Regions from separate parts of the Homo sapiens genome. Here region 1 is linked to region 2. A link is a contact called in ENCODE Hi-C or POLR2A ChIA-PET data. All regions are on one chromosome and are shown on one strand. The core of a region is the stretch at or near the end of the contact, and the rest is flanking DNA. Distances in the headings are between cores, read along the strand shown. Region 1 holds the start of PSMD12 (proteasome 26S subunit, non-ATPase 12). Region 2 holds the start of DDX5 (DEAD-box helicase 5).

Evidence for each region. Hi-C counts contacts between places; a loop is a spot of excess contacts on that map. ChIA-PET counts read pairs that join two places held with the same protein, here RNA polymerase II (POLR2A). Pooled maps may share reads with other maps.
Region 1: a loop to region 2 is called in a pooled map, with 14 times the contacts of the local background. The contact joins the promoter of PSMD12 here to the promoter of DDX5 in region 2. A Hi-C loop is called at or near these places in 1 of 37 single-sample maps with no recorded cell type and 10 of 50 pooled maps. POLR2A ChIA-PET finds 5 or more read pairs at or near these places in 1 of 52 experiments (activated CD4-positive, alpha-beta T cell).

Annotation. Positions count from the first base shown.
Region 1 is chr17:67,364,404-67,368,065 of GRCh38, reverse strand. It overlaps PSMD12 (proteasome 26S subunit, non-ATPase 12), which reads left to right and starts at 1,489. Exons shown (of 11, transcript NM_002816.5): 1 at 1,489-1,654. The coding sequence starts at 1,547. RefSeq lists enhancers at 1,284-1,593, 1,614-1,673.
Region 2 is chr17:64,505,039-64,508,561 of GRCh38, reverse strand. It overlaps DDX5 (DEAD-box helicase 5), which reads left to right and starts at 2,273. Exons shown (of 13, transcript NM_004396.5): 1 at 2,273-2,486. The coding sequence starts at 2,443. CEP95 (centrosomal protein 95) reads right to left here and starts at 1,585. Exons shown (of 20, transcript NM_138363.3): 1 at 1,446-1,585. The coding sequence starts at 1,464. RefSeq lists enhancers at 973-1,082, 795-1,411, 1,393-1,482, 1,683-1,922, 2,623-2,752 and 1 more and a silencer at 3,113-3,182.

The DNA of each region.
Region 1 (3,662 bases), core at 240-2,739, 2.9 Mb before region 2:
TTTTAGCCCTTATCTCTTGAAATATATATTATTTTGCTATTTTAAAATTTGTTTCTTGGTTGGGCACAGTGGCTCACACCTGTAATCTCAGCACTTTAGGAGGCCAAGGTGAGAGGACTGCTTGAGGCCAGGTGTTTGAGACCAGCCTGGGCTACGTAGTATAGCTGCTATCTCTACAAAAATAAAAAAAAGGTAAAATTTGTTTCTCCTCTACATTACAGATTATAGCTGAGATATTGTCTTATTTTGCTTGTAGATGGTTTATATTTTCCCTGATTTTCATTGCAGTTAAAACAAACAAAGAGATCTATTCAGCATCTATAAAGCGATGTCGGCACTAATTAAATTGAGAACCACTAACATAATAGATAAACCACTCCAAGATTTCCCGTTTTCCTGTTTGCTTTCCAGGCTGCTGTTGACCATATGCCCACACCAAACACAACCTCATTCCCATTTTCTTTACTTTTCTTTTTCTTTTTTTTTTTTTTTTTTGAGACGGAGTCTTGCTCTGTCGCCCAGGCTGGAGTGCAGTGGCGCAATCTCGCCGGCTCACTGCAAGCTTCGCCTCCTGGGTTCACGCCATTCTCCTGCCTCAGCCTCCCGAGTAGTTGGGACTACAGGTGCCCGCCACCACGCCCGGCTAATTTTTTGTATTTTTAGTAGAGACGGGGTTTCACCGTGTTAGCCACGATGGTCTCGATCTCCTGACCTCATGATCCGCCCGCCTCAGCCTCCCAAAGGGCTGGGATTACAGGCGTGAGCCACCGCGCCCGGCCTCATTCCCATTTTCAAGGATCCTAAGCTTTTTTAAGATCTCAAGCTATTTTCTAGGGACCAGCATGGTATGAATGATAACACATAAAACGTGTAAGGCCCTTAAGAATTGAAATTGTCTCACATGTCATCTAGTTTGATGCTCACGAAAATCCTATAGGGATAACAAATATGTCTTTTTAACTTTTCTTTTTACCAACTTAGTGGATTACAGTGAAAATGAAAACAAAGAGAAAAACCACTTTGCTTATTAAATGACTGAGCTGCTGCCATATCTTCTCTTAGGAGCTTTCAGAGATCCCACAGAGTAAGCCACCAAGATTCTCAAGTAGATAAAACCTTAGAATTTTCTATTTTAAGGTTTATTTTAGCCTCCTGATGTAGAGATGAGAAAACCGAGATCCAAGAAAAGCGACTGGCCACGGTCCTGAGAAATCATATTTCGAAGCAGGGGTGTAGGGATATATGAGATGGTCTGTTCTATTACACTCGCTTTTCTCATCGCAAATTTTAGGTAAAAAGTCTGATGTTCCCAGAGACAAAACCTGACGCTGCAGGCTGGAGTGGCGAGTCCCGCCCCGCGCGCCTCAAGCCCCACCCCCAGGCTGTCCGCGGCAGTGCCTGAGTGGCAACCAGCGCCGGGGACCTCGAGGGGTCCTTTGCGTGGGCTCCCGATGGGCTGCCTGAGCGGGTGCGCGGGCAACTTCCGGTGTGGGTGACGAGTGGTGGCCGAAGCAGGGGGACAGCAAGGGACGCTCAGGCGGGGACCATGGCGGACGGCGGCTCGGAGCGGGCTGACGGGCGCATCGTCAAGATGGAGGTGGACTACAGCGCCACGGTGGATCAGCGCCTACCCGAGTGTGCGAAGCTAGCCAAGGTGAGGAGAGGCCGGCTGGCTGTTGGCGGGCGCCAGGGGCTGAGTCACGGCGCGGAGCCTGCTTAGGCCTCAGGGGGCCTGCGGGCTGGAGCGTGCACCCCCCAATGCCTGTCCAGCCCTAGTTGGGCCTGCACGAGTGGGAGACCCCAGGTCGGCCCGGCCAGGGCTGCGGAGTACGCCAGCGCCTATAGCTTCCCAGACCCTCCCCAAAACAGATGGTCACTTCCCTCCGTGGGACTTAGGGCTCCGTTTAACTTTTTGCCGTTTCTTGGATGCTGTTTAAGTGATATTTACCTTAGTAGTTTCCCAGGGGTTAAGGCCGCTTCAGTATTAAGGCTAGATCAGAGAGTTTCGTTCTGTTGCTGTTGCTCAATCAATTTATGTCGTTACATCGTTTGTGGATCATGGCTATGTGCCTGGTCTTTGGCCAGGAGAAGGGGCAGGAAAGTGATAGTACGAAGATGACTAACACAGGACCCTGTCCTTTAGGAGTTGATGTACGTGATGAATTAGTCAAGTCATGCATGGTGGTGAGGGCCATACAAGGGGAAAGTGTTACTGGAACACCGAGAAGGAAGCTATGCATTCTTAATGGTGCCATAAGGGAAGGTTTTACAGGAAGGCTGACGTTTGTATTGGGTCTTGAGGAATTAGTAAGATTGAGGTGGGGTGGAGTCATTACTGAAGACGGAACTACAGAAGTAAAGACAAGTAGGCACTATAAGAGTTTAACGGGCTTTCCAAGAAACAAGGATGGAGAAAGGTGATAAAGTTGGTACGTATGTATATCTTAGGTTCAGTATGCTTGCTGAGGGGGAGCCACAAATTCATTAAGAGCTTTCTAGCAGCTAGCATCAACAAACATCAGTTACATAAGGGTGGGAAAACTCAGCCGCCTCCAATGCCAGACAGATAACAATAACTGATATTTGTTGAGTAGTTTCTGCAGTGTCAGGCACCGTGCTTACATGCACTAAGCCATTTGATCCTCACCTCAGCCCTATGCGATGGCTATTACTATTATCCTTATTTTACAGGTAAGAAAACTTGGGCTAGAAAAAGTTGAATCACATGCCCCAAGATCATACAGCTAGTAAAGTGGTGAAGCCAAGAAGCAAACCCAGGCAGACCGATTCTAGATTCTGGAGCTGGTGCCCTCACACACCATGCTGTCCTGCCTAGAAGCCTATTGTAGTGAAAACCTGAACTTTTTTTTTTTTTTTTTTTGAGACGGAGTTTCACTTTTTTCACCCAGGATGGAGTGCAGTGGCGCAATCTTGGCTGACTGCAACCCCCGCCTCCCGGGTTCAAACGATTCTCCTGCCTCCGCCTCCCGAGTAGCTAGGACTACAGGTGCCACCACGCCCGGCTAATTTTTGTACTTTTAGTAGAGACGGGGTTTCACTACGTTGGCCAGGCTGGTCGCACGCGACCTCCTGACCTAAAGTGATCCACCCACCTCTGCCTGCCAAAGTGCTGGGATTACAGGCGTGAGCCACCGCGGCTGGCCAAAAACCTGAACTTTCGAGCACCTGCCCAGGAAAAGGAGACGGCAGATCTTCACCTTCAGATAATCTTTGCCAATTGGGGATGAAGGCCGAGTATTGTCGATGCTGCTAATTTGAGGGAGAAACCAGGAAGATGAATTTCTCATTAAATACCTTAATATTTAGAAATTGGATACTAATCTGTCATATTAAAATACTATTTGAGCCAATACAATGTAGCTAGAACAAAACATACAGGCCAAGGTCAGCCCCTGAACCTCCACTTTGGAATTAATAGAATGATAGTGTCCATAAGGAAGAAACAAGTAATTTGCTCTAGAGAAGGACAACCAAATCTTCCTTTTATGAATTTCTGTTAATACCAGTCTACTGTTTGCAAGACCTAGTCAGTGTTAGACACTATGAGAAATACAGAGATTACTAGACAAAGCTCTTGCCCTCGAACAGCTTATAGATCAGTAAGAAAAAAGACTTCACTGCTACAGTTGTTCTGGTGATCT
Region 2 (3,523 bases), core at 1,024-3,523:
TAAAAACCACCAGAAAAAAATCACACAGACATTTAAAAAATCCAACAACCTCCCCCCCAACAAAAACAGACACTGAACTTTGCAGAAGATAAGGAATTTGATTGTTAGAGAATTTCAAAGACCCTTTAGGCATGGTTTTTAAAAAGATGTATTTAATTTCTTGGGATGATTTCCAGAGTGCTGTAATTTCTACATAGTCAAAACTATACTGCAAATTCAATTGATACTGTTGCAGCCTAAAATCTTAAGTTACTTATATAAGCCTTACATGGGTGTTTTTAGTTAAAACATATTTACAAGTAAACAGGAATATTATGTCATAAACAACAGTTTAATGATAATCCGAGGTTACCAGAAACTCATTAATGGAGGCTGCTTCGCACTTGCAATAGTATTGGTCTTGTGTTTACCCAATTATCTTGTGCAAGTCAGGGTTTCTCTGGTGCCGGAAAAAGTGGTGATTAAACTTAGGCTGTTAAGAACTGGTATAATAACAACATCAACGGTAATGCATTTGTTAGTTTTTCTTTTTTATTATATCGATCTATATGAAAGAAAATATGGGAAGTACATGAAGCTCAGAATTATCAATACTGTTGACGTTTCCTGCGTACCACATTCTCCTCTCCCCTAGATATTGCTGGGATTTGCAAAGTTTAACGGTTTCTGTACCAAAAGTAACTTAGCTTAAAATACTTGTTCCTTGAAATGCCTGGGAATTGGTAGGAAAGCACTTTCAATCGGTATTAGAAACAAACATCTCCACTATGTTCTGGACACGTAACGTTCTGGAAACGAATGAGAGTGTATTTTCCATGCACATAATCCCCCTCCCCACGCCCATTTCTCACAGCTGGCCAAACCATGACAACTGGTTTGTACGCAGTCCTTGTGAAAAGGATGAAAGCGTCCTAGACAACCAAATTAATTCGCTCTTCAAAAGCGGTGCTAGACAAAGCCCATGACTCTAGAGGGCACTGAAGAGAAAAAAGCACAACTATTCTACAGGGGCATATTCTACTATTCTGCAGGGGCATAATAAATCTTAAGAATGCTGTTCCTTTAAAGACCAATACAAAAGCAGGTACGACCTCAGGGCCCATAGTGCAAGGGCGGAGGGCACACGGACAGCGGCTAGACGCCCCACAGAAAGACAAGTCCGGGGACGACCCTTCTGACCGCTCTTTTTACAGCCAGGACCCAAGTGTCCTACCGGCCTCGCCCCAGTGCCTCTCTCTCTCCCACAGCATACTGCTGTTCCACGGCCTCGAAGCGAAGAGGTGGTGAAGCTGAGAGACCCTATCCAGGGAACCCGCCAGCGCGACGCGGCGTCTGAAGGTCACGAGCCCCGCCGACAGCCCAGACCCAGTCCGGGCTAGCCCGAGGCCTCCCTGGAGGTGGACGGTTTCAGTCCACACATACTGGGACCCCAGGGAGACACTCACCAGCATCCGAGCCTGCCATGTTTCAGAGGCAGGTCGCCGCCGGACTCCGACGCGGCCGGGAAGGCGACGGTGTCCTGGAAGGACCGATCCACGCAGACCCGACACTGGGGCGCGGACGCACGAACCAAAGCGCGGGGAAGGAGGCGTGAAAGAAGGACGGACGTTAAAAGAGCTTCTCGCCGCTGATTGGTCATCAGAGGAGCACTTCCTTTCACAGGACGTGAAACGGGGGCGGTTTGGGAAGTTTAGAGACCATTCTCCGCCGACCAAAACCCGTCAAAGGATTATCAGACACGCGGGTCGGACGGTCCACATCAGCCGGCAGCCCGGGCGGGTCCCGGGGTGCGAGCAGCGCACTTCCGGTGAGCTATTTCGTTTTGTATCCCTCCGCCGACGTCAACGGGAAAGTAGTGCGGACCGCTCTCTCGGTGGTCCGGGGTGGTACAGCCACGTGACAACGCCAGGCCCCGCCTTCCCCCTCTTTTGGTTACAGACGTGAGGGCTCTTTGGAGACGTAAACATCTCCGAGTGGCGAGGGTGGGCGGGGCTGGGCTTGGGAAAGGGCGGGGTGGCTTGCTTGAGGTGTGGAAAGACCAGAAGAAGGTGAGGTCAAGAGAGTGCAGAATGAGGCATTCCAATGGTGGGTGGGCCCTGACCTGAGAGAGTGGCGCGGGGAGGGGTGAAAGCGCGGCGATCCTGGAACGCCAGCGGGCGTTGCGGCCTATGCGCGAGGGGCGGGGCGATTAGGTCATAGAGCGGCTCCCAGCGTTCCCTGCGGCGTAGGAGGCGGTCCAGACTATAAAAGCGGCTGCCGGAAAGCGGCCGGCACCTCATTCATTTCTACCGGTCTCTAGTAGTGCAGCTTCGGCTGGTGTCATCGGTGTCCTTCCTCCGCTGCCGCCCCCGCAAGGCTTCGCCGTCATCGAGGCCATTTCCAGCGACTTGTCGCACGCTTTTCTATATACTTCGTTCCCCGCCAACCGCAACCATTGACGCCATGTCGGGTTATTCGAGTGACCGAGACCGCGGCCGGGACCGAGGGTGAGTTTGGGAGCCGAGCTGTCAGGCCTGGCGGGTGGGGGGATGGGAGGGCGGGTCAGGGTGGCGGCCGGCGGGGGCTTTGCGGCTTGGACTTGGCCTTTCCGGGCTATCTTGGGACTTCCTTTCCCGAAGGCTTGCGCCATTTTGATATTCACGTCACAGTGATTGGAAGAGATTTGACGGTGTAGTGTCTTCAAGCTTGCTTTTTGTGTGGGGATTGGGGAGCTGTCGGGGCGGCTGCCATTTGGTAGCTGTTGAGGGAGTTGAGAGGGAGCGTATTGTGCGGATGAAAGCGGGACGCTTCGAGGCAGACGAAGGAACATCTGTTAGGTGCGGCGTTTCGGGAGGTGTTTTTGGGGTGGCCGGGCATTCTGTGGGAGCGAGGGGACCACTTCCAAAGCCCTGGTGCTGTTGGGGTAGGAGGGCGGCCGGCATCAGCCATGTGGCTGAGTCGCGAGTACAAAATGCCGGCCTCGGACATGGCGGCGGCGCCTTTGTTACCCCGCCCGGCGGAGGAGCTCAAAATGGCAGCGTCGAGAAAATGTGGCGCAGAGAGAAATGCGAGACAAAGGGGGAAGCGCCGCCCCAGCGGGAACGCCGCCCGGCCGACTCCGCCCGGGCCGGGACTCCTCCCCCGGTAGTCGCCGGCTCCTCCTTTTCTTTTTTCCTGCGTTATATAATTTTGATTCGTTGATCCGGAGCTCTACCGCGGCGTTCCCCCAGCTGGGTTTGCTAGCAGAAGTGTTTCTGAGAAAACCCTTGTTCTGTTATCGCTGACTGTACTGTTTAGGTTCTTACCACTAAAGCTGTTTGGTTCCAAAACGGCCATATGAGTAACATCGTCGTGATGCTCTTCGGTTCATGTAGCCTTGTTATTGCTGATAGTGAATTGCTAGGCTGGTGGGGAAGATTACAGTAACCACAAGAAGTGGTGTGTGCCAGAATCCCAAATTCTGGCATGTGGGTGACAAGTTTCCGACATGATAAATCCCCGGCTTCCGACATGATAAATCCCAGGCTGTTTACATGACCTAAGT